2 separate regions of the Homo sapiens genome follow, and region 2 is linked to region 1. A link is a loop called in an ENCODE intact Hi-C map of the cell type or tissue named here. Cell type or tissue: HCT116. All regions are shown on one strand. Each heading gives the region's core, and the rest is flanking DNA. Links, peaks and the distances in the headings are about the cores only.

Region 1 (7,898 bases), core at 1,385-6,384:
TATTAACTTTGAAACTACCAGGTTCCTGTTATAACAGACAAGGAATGACTTCTTTACACTAAGCACTGCCTCTCCTCCTTACCTTTCTCCCCAAGTGTGATGGTTCTCTTATTTTTACTCCTTCTGTGAGCAGGGCCTTTACTGACAACTAGGTTGTAGGAACTGTAGCCAGAATGTGATACCCATGGAATGCTTCTGAAGGACTTAGTTCAAACTAGGGGTTAAAATAAACAGCACTATGAAACTCATGGTCTTTAAATACTTTTTTTTTTTTTTTACTGTGTTCTCTTTCTCTGAACCCGTAGGAGGAATTTCTTTTGGTGTTAGCACAGGAATGGTTGTGCTTGCCCGGAGCAGGTGGTTTATTTTATCTTGAGGACACTGCAGACCATGTAGCCAAGCACACTTCTCCTTTGGTGCTGGCTGCAAAGCTCCATGCCAGATTTGCGGGCTTGCATTTTGTGCTGGAGGATTGGATTGAAGAGGTCTCCAGTTCACCCTGACCTTATCTTTTTTTCTACTGTTATTTTGTCTTCATTTAGTTTTTCACTCTGGGTGACTGGATGGGGGAAGACAGTGCATGGGAACTTTCACTAATTCTTTTTTCTTTTCTTTTCTTTCTTTTTTTTCTTTTTTGAGACAGAGTCTGCTCTGTGGCCCAGGCTGGAGTGCAATGACACGATCTCTGCTCACTGCAACCTCTGCCTCCTGGGTTCAAGCGATTCTCCTGCCTCAGTCTCCTGAGTAGCTGGGATTACAGGCACCTGCCACCATGCCTGGCTCATTTTTTTTGTATTTTTAGTAGAGATGGGGTTTTGCCATATTGGTCAGGCTGGTCTCGAACTCCTGACCTCAGGTGATCTGCCTGCCTCAGCCTCTCAAAGTGCTGGGGTTGCAGGCATGAGCCACCATGCCCGGCCTCCTAATTCTCTTTTCAAATCCTGCTTGTCTCAGAGAAGCTATGGTTCAGCTTGAACCCCCCTCTCCTCCTAGCTTTTCCCTGCTCTGAAATGGGCCCTTTGAACTTGACATCCCTTCCCTGGGTTTTTTGTCTACATTGCATTTTCCCTCCCTTCCAGCATGGGAAGCAACCGCTCCAGAAATAGAGACAGCATGGCAGCTCGCCCTGTATAATTGGGATGATTTATTTCCCTGTTAAAGACACCAGGCTGTGTGAGGATTTACCTTGAATCCATTTAGATGTCATGGCTGAGCCTCGTAAAAAGATGCTTGGCAATTAGTGCTGCGTGGAACTGCCCCTCCTGCCCGGGCTGCACAGATTTAACAAGAGTCAGAGTGGCCAAGGAACTTTATGTTGGGATGCTCGAGTCCCCTTTTCCTGAACCCCTCATTGCCTCAGCCTGGAGGCTCAGAGTATTGGAGTGTTAGAGCCAAAAATGATGGTTGTTGGCAGCCAGCTGCCTGGGGTTTTGTACCTGCCCCTCTATCCCTCCTAAGGTCACCCATGGCCTGTCCCAGTGGTACCCCTAACAGAGCCAGGGTTGTGCTAGCTCACTCCTTATGCATATATACATATTTATTATTATTATTATTATTATTATTATTATTATTATTGAGATAGAGTCTCGCTCTGTTGCCCCGGCTGGAGTGCAGTGGCGCAATCTCAGCTCACTGCAACCTCCGCCTCCTGGGTTCAACTGACTCTCCTTCCTCAGCCTCCCGAGTAGCTGGGATCACAGGCATGCACCACCATGCCTGGCTAATTTTTGTGTTTTTAGTAGAGACAGGGTTTCACCATGTTGGCCAGGCTGCATCCATATATTTTTTAAAGCAGCCCAAGCCCTTCTTCCCTTTTATTTACTGAAATTGTGTAGCACCCTAGTGCACATTTGAGGTGAAGTGGGTCTTCCCTGGCTGGAGCGAGGATGGGGGCACCAAAGGCTCCCCTGCTGACTCCTCTGCTCTTGGGGTCTCCCTCCCCTCCTTCCAAATATGCCACTTTGTAGACAGTTTCCTTATTTTCGCTTACTTTCTTAGAGGATTCTGAGAGACCTGTGGATTTTTAGAAGTGAGAAGGGCCTTGGAATTCAGCACTGCTTCCTTTTCTCTATGATAAAGAGTTCAGAAATGTTCAATCTCCCCCAGGACCCCATTGCAGCCTTCTTTTCAGAGTTCAGTGGTAACAGTCCTGGCTGTGTTCGGGGAACCCTGACGCTTACTGCTTCAGTCCCCTGTGGTAAGGAAGGCTTGCAAACCATTTGAGGAAACTGTCCAGAAAGCCTCCCCTGCCTCCTTCCTTCCTTTCTTCATTCATCAGTGAACTCAGTGAACCTTTATTGACTGTCTGCAGCATGCAACCATGGCTGCTGGCTGCTGTGGACAAGGAAACTTGGCCCTTTGTGTCCCAAGAGCTTACAAGCTCATCGTCCACCTGGGACACACATGCCATACTCCCACCTAAGGAAGGCCTTTGATGATAAGAGCTACTGAGTTGGTGTTGATCATGAGTGTGCCTCAGAAAACATGCTGGGCCAGTTCTTCTCTATCAGTGATCTGGTCATTGTGGGGAGGGCTACCTGCTTAGCAGAAGTGGGGGTAGCTGAACCCATGTGCTCTTGTGAGTTTGCGTGTAGAGCTCTCCCGGCGAGCTCAGGCTGAACTCACCCTGAGATCTCAGTCTCCTGGTCTGGTGGATTGTCCCTTTGGGGTCTTCTCCATGCACACCAGAGCTTTACCACCTTCCAAGGAATTAAGTGGGAACCACATGTTTTCACAGACCCTGATCAGTCTCTGCTGATGCCCAGTAGAGGTCCTTTGTCAAGTTTGTGACATTATTTCATAACTGGGGAGCCACTCAAGATTTTCTAGGTTGATCTGATAGGCTCCTTGCAGCCTCTGGACCCCCTCTTTTTGTAGGGACACTGGGGTTGCTTTGGCTTGTATGACACGGCTCTTCTGCCCTGACCTCAGCTCCCTCCAGTATCATTATCTGTGATGCGTTCCCGTGAGCTGGTGGCTAAGTAATGTCTCTTCCAAGATTCCTCTTCCTCCTCCCTGGAAATGCCTAGGACTGAACCAAATCACTCTGAGATTATACCTGACCCATGGCAGGATCTGCCAGAATTATTTCTTCCACATGCCACCCTTCAAGGTGTATTAATGAATAAGCTTTGGTCTGAAATCAGAATTCTGCACCTCCCAGCAGTTCCTAGTGATTTTAACAGCTTGTACAACCCCAATTTCTTCCCTTTTCATGCCATGTTTCATTCCCTACCCTACCTTTGGCTTTCACTCAAACTCTGTCACCATTCTTTCTGCCGATTGAGGAAGCCCAGAACAAACCCAGATTCCTTAACAATGGTTCGGTAACAGAGACCATGCCAAGGATCGGGAATGCCGGGTGAAAATGAAGGAGACATAATCCTGGCCTTCAGAGTTGCAGGGGGACACTCATAGACCCCGCTTATCTCCCCAGATATGATCAGTGCTGTCATGCACACATTCCAGGCTGATTAGCTAATGACTGTGGACGGGACTCCTGCACTGCCAAAAATGAGTCACACAGTTCCAGGTATGGACAACAGTGAGCATGCTTTGTTGCCATGGGAACACGAACATGTATTCATCTCAATGCAGAAAGAATTCACTTCCACTCCTCCAGGGTAAGGATGTTTCCTACACCATTCCTCAGGCACCAAGGCTGCTCCTCACCCCCACCCTCTGCGCCCCCATTCATGGTCGCGCCTGCCTGGGTGGGTGCCCTGGCTCAGTGTACACAGTTGACCCCCCTCAATATGTTGTAGGTGCAGCCAACATCCAGTCATGCCTCTGACACCTCATTGAAGTCTCAGTGACTGATTGTTTCTTGAGGCGAGGCAGGAGGATGAAGTGACAAGAGCTAGGCTTTTTCAAGTTAGACAGATTTGGCTCCAATTCTGGCTCTGTCACTCAGGAGCTCTGCCACCTTGGGAAAACATTTTTCTTGCTCAGCGTCAGTGTCTTCATAGGTAAATTGGGATAATCCCTATGTTACTAGGCTGTTGGAAGGACTAAATTAAAATGTGTCAAAGTGCTTGTCACATCACTCAGTAAGGGATGGTTCCTCTTTCTTTCTTTCTTTCTTTCTTTTTTTTTTTTTTTTTTGAGACGGAATCTCGCTCTGTCGCCCAGGCTGGAGTGCAGTGGCACGATCTTGGCTCACTGTAAGCTCTGCCTCCCGGGTTCATGCCATCCTTCTGCCTCAGCCTCCTGAGTAGCTGGGACTACAAGCGCCCGCCACCATGCCTGGCTAATTTTTATTTTTTTTGGTATTTTTAGTAGAGACGGGGTTTCACCGTGTTAGCCAGGATGGTCTCAGTCTCCTGACCTCGTGATCCGCCCGCCTCGGCCTCCCAAAGTGCTGGGATTACAGGCGTGAGCCACTGCGCCCGGCTGGTATGGTTCCTCTTTCATTCTGTCTCCCAGCAGGCCTAGGGGATGGAGGTGGGGAAATCGAGATCCTGAGAAGTTGGCTTCGTGGCTGACACTCCCAAGGACAGGTGTCCACACTCCAGAACTCTGGGCTGTGGGCTTGGTCTCCCTTGGGCTGGTTGGGTGATGTGTCACTCAGGGTTCTTTGATTATAAATATTAGAAACTGATTCTGGCTGATGTAAGCCAAGTGGAATTTATTGCAAAGACACTGGAAGGTTATAGACTGGGCAGAGACCGGGGAAACCTCCTGAAAACAGATAGAAACCAAGGTGCTCAGCAGTGTGAGGCCAGGAAGTAGGAATAATAAGAACAGTCTTATAGCAAAAACAGCATGGTCAGGCCTGTGGGTCAGGATGGATGACTTCCATGCATCCCTTTCTTGCTCCTCTTACCCATAATTTAAAGTATCAGCACGAAGTGTCCTGAGGGGGCCATCGGTCACACACCTGTACCCTGTGAAGGAGCCACCGGGGACCGCTTGGCGTTTGTTGTGGAGAGCTGGCACCTGGATTAATAGCCCTACAGAGAAAGTGCCCAGCAGGGGAGAGAGAATCCCCTTAAAAAAGAGCGGGCTGCTATTAAGATATAGGGAAAGGGGCCGGGCACGGGGGCTCACGCCTGTAATCCCAGCATTTTGGGAGGCCGAGGCACGTGGATCACCTGAGGTCAGGAGTTCAAGACCAGCCTGGCCAACATGGTGAAACCCCATCTCTACTAAAAATACAAATATTAGCCAGGTGTGGTGGCAGGTGCCTGTAATCTCAGCTACTTGGGAGGCTGAGGCAGGAGAATCACTTGAACCTGGGAAGCAGAGGTTGCAGTGAGCTGAGATTGCACCATCGCACTCCAGCCTGGGGGACAAGAGCGAGACTTTGTCTCAAAAAAAAAGATAAAGGGAAGGGATACTGGGCAGCTGAAATAACAGGTATCTGCTGTAGTGATCTTGGACAAATCTCACTTGGGGCCTCTTTTCTGAAAAAGAGACGCCAGGACCAGCTGATCTCAACGGACCCTTTGACTTCTAATAGGACCACTATGATTATTAAATAGACAACTCTACCACTGGGAAGAAATGAATTAACATTGTAAACCACCTTAGTTTTTTATTCTCCCCCTAAAAATTCCTGCCCCCACCAATATAGGCCATTGATAACCCATATTTTTAAAGTCTGTTTATATTTATTTTTATTTTTTTGAGATGGAGTCTCGCTCTATTGCCCAGGCTGGAGTGCAGTGGCATGATCTTGCCTCACTGCAAATTCCACCACCCAGGTTTAAGCAATCCTCATGCCGCAGCCTCCCTGTGAGAGCAGCAGGAGGCAGCCAATGCCTAGGTAGGCAGGGGCAGGTCCCTGTGAAACCTCACCTCCAGGCCGAAGACAGCTTAAATCCTGAAAGCCAAGCTACCATTTAAATCCTTGGACCAGACTGAGAACTTGTCTTCCTGTTTGGTGTGCTTTCCTCTGATTGATCCCTACCCTTCACCTATTTTATGTATACCTACCCTTTCCTAATTGGTTTTCTGTACTGCCAGGCCCACTTCTGCGTGGTGTCTTTGCTTTAACCTTTTTTGCATACTCACAAACCAATCAGCATGCACTCCCCATTCTGAGTCCATAAAAGGCCCTGGACCCAGCCACATGGGGGACTTTCCTGCCTTCAGGTAGGGGGACCACCCCTGTGTCCCCTCTGTATTTAAAGCTGTTTCATCATTCAATAAAATTCTTCTCTGTCCTCCTCACACTTCAATGTTCAGTGCATCCTCATTCTTCTTGGATGTGGGACAAGAACTTGGGAATCAGTGCACAAGCCAGACTTGGCCTGGGAAGGCCAACTGGGCAGGGCACCTCCTGCGGCAGATAGCATGCCCTGGGCAAGGCCTCTGGCATCGCCAGCCAGAAGTCCCTGACTGGCAAAGGGACCGAGAAAAATCCTGCATCACCGAGTCACTGGGATTACAGGCGTGCACCACCACACCCAACTAATTTTTGTATTTTTAGTAGAGACAGGGTTTTACCATGTTGGCCACGCTGGTCTTGATCTCCTGACCTCAAGTGATCCACCCATCTCAGCCTCCCAAGTGCTGGGATTACAGGCATGAGCCATCACACCTGGCCTAAAGTCTGTTTAATTTTTAATAAAATATTTAAGTCTACAGAAAATTACAGAGATGTTAACAAATGTATCTGCCATTCGTATTTTTAAAATCAACTTTACTGAGCTATAATTTCTCATGAAATTTATTACATGCGTACAGGCCAATGAGTTGACAAATGTATACACCCTTGCAACCACTACTTGAATTAGTCAGTGTGTAAGACATCTTCCCAGAAAGCTCTCCTTTGCCCCTTTGCAGTCAGTTTCTCTCCTCTGTACCCACTCATCTCTCCAGGTCACTTCTGAATCTGATTTCTATCCTCTAGGTTAGTTTTGTTTGTTCTAGAGTTTCACAGAAATGTGTCATGCAGTATGTACTCTTGAATGTGGCTTCTTTTGCACAGGATAATGTCTGACATTCATCCTCATTGTTGTACCAATGGTTCACCCCTTTTTATTGCTAATGAGAATTCCATTAGTTGAATTTACTGCAATTTGCTTATCCTTTTGTCAATTGATGGACATTTAGGTTGCTTCCATGATTTAGCTATTATGAATAAATCTGCTGTGAACATTTGTGTATAGGTTTTTCGGACACATTTTCACTTTTCTGGCATAAGTACGTAGGAGTGAAATTGCTGGATCATATGGTAAGCATGCATTTAACTTTATAAGAAATGGCAAAACTATTTTCCGAAGTCACTGCTTCAATTTCCTCATCACAGCAGCGTATGAGCTTCTGTTGTTCTACCTCCTTGCCAGCATTAACAAAAATTCTTTTAGCCATTCTAGGGAGTATGATGTAGTTTCCCATGGTGCTTTTATCTTGTATTTTCCTGAAGGTTGATGATGCTGAACATTTTTCATGTGCTTATTACCATCTCTGGATTTGACAAGTATTAACATTGGCCACATGTCAGTCAGAAATAACACATTATTTGACATTAAAAATCCTGTGTGTTCTTCCAATTCCTTTCCCTTCTTTCCTTCTCTTCCTGGAGGCAACCACTGTTCTGGGGTTGGTATGTGTTTCCCATGAGCATGTTTAAAATCTTTATTAACGTGTGTATATCCAAAATACTGTTTAGCAATGTCTTGTTTTGAAACTTACATGAGATGTGCCATACGATATTTATACCTTGGTAATTTACTTTTTTCACACAATGTGTTTTTGAGTTTTTTTCGTGTTGGTGCATGTAGAGCTAGTTCATCTTAACTGCTGCGTACTGTTCTAGCATGTGCATGGGCCACCTTTATCTCCATTGGTGGACACTTTAGGTCATTCTAAGCAATGGTGTAATGCTTATCCTTATGCCTGTCCCCTCGTGTACCGGCCTGGGTATTTCTTGGGTCCATATACCTAGAAGG
Region 2 (7,898 bases), core at 1,029-6,028, 140 kb before region 1:
GACTCCATCTCAAAAAAAAAAAAAAAAAAAAAAAAAAAACAACCATCAGGTCTCATGAGACTTATCCACTACACAAGAACAGTGTGGGGGAAACTGGCCCCATGATTCAGCTATCTCCACCTGGCCCCACCTTGACACGTGGGGATTACTCCAATTCAAGGTGACATTTGGGTGGAGACACAACCAAACCATATCAGGAATAAACTATAGGAAGGAAGAAAACCATGGGGTTCTGGCCGGGCACAGTGGCTCACACCTGTAATACCAGCACTTTGGGAGGCCAAGGCAAGAGGATCAACTGAGGTCAGTAGTTCAAGACCAGCCTGGCCAACATGGCAAAACCCCATCTCTACTAAAAGTACAAAAATTAGCCGGGTGTGGTGGCAGGCGCCTGTAATCCCCCAGCTACTCGGGCGGCTGAGGCAGGAGAATCACTTGAACCTGGGAGGTGGAGGTTGCAGTGAGCCGAGATCATGCCACTGCACTCCAGCCTGGTGACAGAGCGAGACTTCATCTCAAAAGAGATGGAGACTCCATCTCAAAAAGTAATAATAATAATAATGAAGCTCTAAGTTAAGTGCTTAGGAGGGCATGGAGCTGGTCACAGAGAGGGCTGGGCAGAGCCAGAGACAGCTTTCCTGAGGAACCCACTTAAGGATGGAGATTAAGAGTTATGAGTTATGTGCCAGGCAGGGGCACTGAAGGAAGGCCAGGAAGGCCTGGGCATCAGCAGCCAGAGTGCACAGGGCTGGCTGACAGGCAGATGTCCTGTGCTGGTGAAGATGCTGAAATCGTGACTCATGGGAAGCCTACTCTTTCTCATGGGGGACTGGGGAAGTGTGTCTGTCAAGGCTCAGCCTGGAAAGTAAATGCCACTCCAGGTATTTAGGAGACCAAAACGTTTATTAGAGGGAAATAGAGGCTTGGAAAGTGGCAGTCAGGAGGGCTGCTTCAAGAAATGACAGAGCATGGGCATCCCGAGGAAGGGTCTCATGACATTCTCAGCAGCTAGTGGCACCAGTGAAATGGGTGAGCTCAGGAAGGTGACTCGGGAATGATGAATGTTGCTGCCAAGCGAATTCAGTGCTGCTGGATAATGATGGCTTCTTCTGCTCTTCTCTCTTCCAAATGCCATGCCAGTGCCTCGCAAGGTACAATCTAACTCAGCGCCATACTGGCAAAGCATCTGGGGGCACAAAGCCCCTGAGCTTGATGTTCCTGCATGTCTTGGATCATAGCCAGGGCCAGGACTAGGGTGGAGTGCAGGAGGCTCCTAGGGTGTAGAATGTAAGGAGACACTCTCAAGTGGCCCCTACACTTGCATGACCCTGAGAGTAACTGGCTCCTGAAAGCTTGCACCCTAGTCCCAGACCTGTATAAGATGAATTTGGAACTGCATTCTGACTGGTGGTGGCAACCCTCAGCAAAAACTTCTGGGTCAAGAAAGGATCTATGGAGAGAGCCATGTCTAAGCTAAGACTAGAGTTACCTGGGTGGAGGGAAGATGTATTCCAAGAAAAGATAATAGCATGTAGAAAATCCTAGAGACCTTCGGCCGGGCACGGTGGCTCACACCTGTAATCCCAGCACTTTGGGAGGCTGAGGCAGGCGGATTGCTTGAGCTCAGGAGTTTGCGACCAGCCTGCGCCACAGGGTGAAACCGCGTCTCTACTAAAATACAAAAAAATTAGCCGGGCGTGGCGGCGGGCGCCTGTAGCCCCAGCTACTTGGGAGGCTGAGGCAGGAGAACTGCTTGAGCCTGGGAGGCGGAGGTGGCAATGAGCCGAGATTGTGCCACTGCACTCCAGCCTGGGTGACAGAGTAAGACTCCATCTCAAAAAAAAAAAAAAAAAAAAAAGAAAGAAAAGAAAATCCTAGAGACCTTCAAGCGCCTGGCTCAGTAGCAGGATTGAATGACAGAAGTCATTGTAACAAGATGATGAGTTCTTCTAGCATTTGCTTGTGTCTTCTAAATGTTTTGGGTACAGACTGGTATTCTTCTGGGTCCTGGTGAGTGACACCGTGGGATTGCAGAACCACACGCTAACCATGAAGAATTGGGTGGAGCAAGGTAAAGTTGAAGGAGACCCATCAGTTCCAGAAAAAATGGCTCAGGCTACAGCCTGACGGGGCTACAAGGCTACAACCAGGGACTCTCAGCCTCAGTTAGAGCAGAAATGAGGAAAAATGGGAGACAGAAGATGCTTTTTATATACGAGAGGGGGTTCAATTCTGTGGTACCAACCACTTCTTTTTTTTTTCTTTCTTTCTTTGTTTTTTCTTTCTTTCTTTTTTTTTTCCAGACAGTTTCGCTCTTATGGCCTAGGCTGGAGTGTGATGGCGTGATCTCGGCTCACCACAACCTCCGCCTCCCGGGTTCAAGCGATTCTCCTGCCTCAGCCTCCTGAGTAGCTGGGATTATAGGCATGCGCCACCACGCCCGGCTAATTTTGTGTTTTTAGTAGAGATGGGGGTTTCTCCATGTTGGTCAGGCTGGTCTCAAACTCCTGACCTCAGGTGATCAGCCCACCTTGGCCTCCCAAAGTACTGGGATTACAGGCGTGAGACACTGTGCCCGGCCGGTACCAACCATTTCTAATCATGATTACTAAACACCACCCTGGTCCAGCGCACCCTAATCTCTCACTTGCATCAGAACAACAGCCTCTTAATGGCCTCCCCACCTCTGCCCCTGCCCTCTACTGCAGGGGTCCCCAACCCTCGGCCCCGGACCAGTACCAGTCCATGGCTTGTTAGGAACTGGGCTGGCCACGCAACAGGAGGTGAGCAGTGAGCAAGCCAGCGAGGCTTCATCTGCCAGGGCTTCTGATTTTGCAAGAGAAATCACATGTCTGGATTTTTATGTCAAATCCAACGCTTATGTATTGGCAAGTAAAGTTTTTCTTTAACATGGAGCTGGCCAAATAAATTAGAGGCACCAAATCTCTCATTTGTGGCCCCTGGTTTTGTGGAAAGGAGTGGTGCCACATTTGGAAAGTGGACTCCAAAGTCTGATGATGAGGCCCTAAGAGTCTTGCGTGGAGTGGGGGTGGGAGGTGGGGCCCGCAGCCCCCAACCTGGGCCTCTGGTTTACATGCCCGGCCACGGCCACTAGGGGGAGCTCAAGGCTTCCTCCCCTCTGATCACACCTGGGCAACTCTGCATCCCCTAGGAGCCAACAGCCAGGAACTCAGTCGCTCTGCAGGGCGAGGGGAGGTGCACAAGCAAAGTGGCCCAAGACTCTCAGGCCCACATGGCAACTTCTCTTTGGACTTCCCTTGGGATTTCTCTTGGGAGCTCCCTGTGTTGGAATTGTTCTGGCTCCTCTAGTTGTATTCCTGCCTCTCAGACCCTTGGTATCCAGATGCACTTGAGCAGCGTCCACCTGCAATAGCCAAGCAGGAACAGGCCAGGAGGAGAGGAAGGGAGCAGGAAGGCCCAAGCTGGGGTTATGACCAGAAGCTTCAGCACACACACTGGGGAGGACTGAATATCTGTTTCCTTAACCAACATTGGAGGACAGGCAGCTTATCAAGAATAGGGGGACTTGGAGGTGGGCGCACTGGCTCACACCAGTAATCCTACCACTTTGGGAGGCAGAAGTGGGCAGATCATCTGGGGTCAGGAGTTCAAGACCAGCCTGGCCAACATGTCGAAACTCCATCTTTACTGCAAATATAAAAATTAGCCAGGCGTGGTGGTGCATGCCTGTAGTCCCAGCTACTCGAGAGGCTGAGGCAGGAGAATTGCTGGAATCTAGGAGGCAGAGGTTGCAATGGGCTGAGATCATGCCACTGCACTCCAGCCTAGGCAACAGAGCAAGACTCCTTCCCAGGCAACAGAGCAAGACTCCTTCCCAAAAACAAAAACAACACCAAAAAAAGAATAGTGGGACTTGGCGACCGGGACTACTATGATCTGAATGTTTGTGCCTCTCCAAAATTCATGTGTTGAAACCTAACCCTCAATGTGTTGGTATTAAGAGGTGGGGCCTTTAGGAGGTGATTAGGTGATTAGGAGGTGAATGAGGTTGGTGCCTTTATAAAAGAGACTTGAAGGAGCTTGTTCGCCTTCCTCACCATATGAGGAAACACAGAAGGTGCCTTCTATGAGGGATGGGCCCTCACCAGACACTGAGTCTACTGGCACCTTGATCCTGGGCTTCCAGCCTCCAAAATGTGAGACAGAAACATCTTTTGTTTATAAATTACTCAGTCTGTGGCATTTTGTGACAGAGACTTGAACAGGCTAAGACATGGCCCAGTATCCTCTGTCTCATAGTTACTAATGCTCTCAGGAGGGAGGTGGTATCTCTGTTTTTGTAGACAAGGACAACAGACTTGGAGAAATGACAAACCCAAGGCCACATAGCTGTGAGTGGTGGGATTTCGTTGGAACCCAGGGCTGTGTTATGCAGGAAACTGCGTTCTGTCTACTCCACAGCTCAGCCCAGGAAAGAATGCCTAAGTGAACCATAAAAGCACAGGGTCACACCCGTGGTACTAGAAGGGAACTTTAAAGTCACTGAATTTGATGTCCCTTCAGACCTGACACCCTTCTTTATTGCTTCTAACTATTGGTCACTAGTGAAAACTCTCATGAATAAAACCAGCAAGGTTTCCCTCCCCTCCTGGCTGTCACCCACTTGGATTAGAATTTTTGTCTCTCTCTGTCTCTCCCCAGCCTGTGGGGCCTGACCACTGATAGCTTTGTCCCCTCTCCTTGAGAAGGTCTGCTCTGTGTTTGACTAAAGACCCCATTACAGAAATGAAACCCTCCTAGCTTCTCTAACAATGCATCTTTTATTTAAAAAGACCCCATTTAGCAAAAAGACCCTATGCTGGGATTTGAATCAAAGATCAGGAGAAGCAGAAGCCGGGAGCAAAAATGATGCGCTCCTTTGTTGTCGATCAGAGCCAGGCCCAGGAGGAGCATGTTAAAGAAAGGTTGTCAGGCCACAACTTTGGGGCACCTTGAACCAGCTTCCCTGCAAAGGTTCTCCGGACATTGTTCTGAGAAAGAGTGAGCTGCCCCCCAGCTTCCTCTCCTCACCAGCTGCAGACTGGCATCCCTGTCTCCCGGAGCTCTCTGGTTCCTTTGGTCTCCTCTTGTCTGCTTGGCCAAAAGAGACATCACTCACTGGTGCCATGAAGTCAGAGCAACAACAGGCCTGTGCAGATGTGCAGAGGGTGGGCGGTGCACGTGGGGGTGGGGAGCAAGCCTGGGTGTCATCAAAGCTGATGCTGATATGAGATTTAGTTCCTCTCTCCCACTCACTTCATTTGCACACTTTAACGCAACTTGCTGAATTACATGAGTTCAGTTGATAAGCCCTCCCTCCAGAAAGTCTTCCAAGAGAAAGCTACTCACTGTGAATGCACTAATCAGATCCAGCAAGAAGTTATTACAGCACCTTTCCCTGAAATGCGATAATCCCGTTTCTAATTTACTTATTATGCAATAAGAAAATGCCTTCGTTAATTTCATGAGAAAAGCACATTAACCTACTTACAGATCTCATGTTTCTTCATGAAATCATGAATAGCATCAGTTCCCTTTAATAAATGGAATGCTTAAAGAAAATCAAGAATAATTACTTTGTTTATTAACATTTGGTGATTCACATTTCAAAAGCAATTTCAATAAATACAGTGTGAATCTGAAATGGGGCCTTAAGCTAGTGATCCGCATGGAGTAAAACAATGTTCCTTTGAACCCGGGGCAATTTAAAATTCGTGTTTTCTAAGGTGTGTGTATCACCAATGTATGCACCAGTGATTCAAATTATGTCCAAGAATCCAAGGTTATGGTGAATGCATCCATTTTTTTTGTGTTTACTCTTCAAGGACAAGTGTTTTTGTGTTTACTCTTCAAGGACAACAGGAACCTGCCTGGAGTGCATGGTCCTTTTTTTTCTTTTTCTTTTTCTTTCTTTCTTTTTTTTTTTTTGAGATGGACTCTTGCTTTGTCACCCAGGCTGCAGTGCAGTGGTGCGATCACGGCTCACTGCAACCTCCACCTCCAGGGTTCAAGCCATTCCTCTTGCCTCAGCCTCCCAAGTAGCTGGGACTACAGACGCGTGCCACCACGCCCAGCTAATTTTTGTATTTTTAATAGAGACGGGGTTTCACCATGTTGGTCAGGATGGTCTCGATCTCTTGACCTCGTGATCTGCCTGCCTCAGCCTCCCAAAGTGCTGGGATTACAGGCGTGAGCCACTGCACCCGGACTGCATGGTCCTTTTCTCTGCACACCCCACTCCTCCCACATCTTCAGTGAGCTGGAGGCAGAAGCAGAGAGCAGACTCTTTTCTTTGATGATCGCTGGAGACCTTTGGGATATGGATTCTGGCAACACAAGTCTTATTTCTTCACCTGCTCTGTGCTTTCCAAACTTCCTCTGCCACTGTGGTAGGCTGAATAGTGCCCTCCTAAAAGCTGCCCATGTCCCAATCCCTGGAGCCTGAGAATGTGTTACCTTGTTTGGCAAAAGAATAAACAAGAAAAAAAAAAAAAGACTTCGGAGATGTGATTGCATTAAGGATCTTGAGATGGGGGATTATCCCGGATTATTCAGGTGGTCCTAAGTGCCATCACAGGTATCCTTATAAAAGGGAAGCAGGCTGGTTTTGGTAGCTCACACCTGTAATCCCAGCACTTTGGGAGGCCGAGGCAGGCAGATCACTTGAGGTCAAGAGTTTGAGACCAGCCTAGCCAACATGGCGAAACCCCGTCTCTACTAAAAATACATGTAGTAATCTCAGCTAGTCAGGTGGCTGAGGCACAAGAATTGCTTGAAGCCAGGAGGGGAAGGCTGCAGTGAGCCAAGATTGTGCCACTGCACTCCAGCCTGGGTGACAGAGTAAGACTCTGTCTCAAAAAAAATAAAAACAAACAAAACACACACACACACACACACACACACAAAAGAAGCACAAAAAAACAGGGAAGCAGAGATATATTTGTATACACACAGAAGGAGAGGAGTTGATGTGACCATGGAGGGAAAGATTCAAGTGATGGGGCCACAAGCCACAGAATGTGGGCAGCCTCCAGAGAAGCTGGAAGAGGCAAGGGAAAGGGTCCTCCCCTAGAGCCTTCAGAAGGAACACAGACCTGTTAGCACCTTAATTCCAGCCCAGTGAAACTGATTTTAAAGTTCTGGCCTCCAGAACTGTAAGAAAATAAATATGTGTTATTTTAAGTCACCAAGTTTGTAGTGAGTTATTACAGAACCACAGGAAACAAACAAAGCCATCTTCATGATTTCTGCCGTATCTGTGTACCAATAGCATTTTTGTTTACTGACATGTTTCTTTCAATCAAGTCTGAGCTAACATAGCTATCTATTTTCGCTTTGTCCTAGCAATAATATTCGTGAATCATACAAGTTCACTATACATAAAATAAATATTCAATTTAACTCATTTATTTATTATTTTATTTTATTTTTTTGAGATGGGAGTTTCTCTCTTGTTCTCCAGGCTGGAGTGCAATGACACGATCTCGGCTCACCGCAACTTCCACCTCCCGGGTTCAAGCGATTCTCCTGCCTCAGCCTCCCGAGTAGCTGGGATTACAGGCATGCACCACCACACCCAGCCAATTTTGTATTTTCAGTAGAGATGGGGTTTCTCCATGGTGGTCAGGCTGGTCTCAAACTCTGGGCCTCAGGTGATCCACCTGCCTTGGCCTCCCAAAGTGCTGGGATTACAGGCGTGAGCCACCTTGCCCGGCTCAATATAACTCATTTTAAATACACATCTCTATGTCCTCTACAATTATTGAGTGAACCATCAGACCACCAATAGAAGTGATCAACTTTCTGCGAAACATTAACCCAGCTCCACCCAGCTCAGGAAGAATCTATCATGCAGCTGAGCTTTCAAAACTGCTCTA

The links. Peaks named below come from ENCODE experiments on the same cell type or tissue, not always from the same donor. Only the 100,000 strongest peaks of a DNase experiment are listed, where the experiment ranks them.
Region 2: a loop joins it to region 1, with 2.5 times the contacts of the local background. A loop is called at or near these places in 1 of 110 quality-filtered maps.

What each region holds. Positions count from the first base shown.
Region 1 is chr17:10,081,898-10,089,795 of GRCh38, reverse strand. All of the region lies in intron 1 of GAS7 (growth arrest specific 7), which reads left to right. Among named protein-coding and RNA genes, the nearest start is that of GAS7, 110 kb to the left of the region's middle. In HCT116, for the core only: no CTCF peak of the experiment used is centred there; a DNase peak (open chromatin) is centred at 3,525.
Region 2 is chr17:10,222,262-10,230,159 of GRCh38, reverse strand. No RefSeq gene overlaps it. Among named protein-coding and RNA genes, the nearest start is that of GAS7, 28 kb to the right of the region's middle. In HCT116, for the core only: a CTCF peak has its summit at 3,105 (motif pointing right); a DNase peak (open chromatin) is centred at 3,139.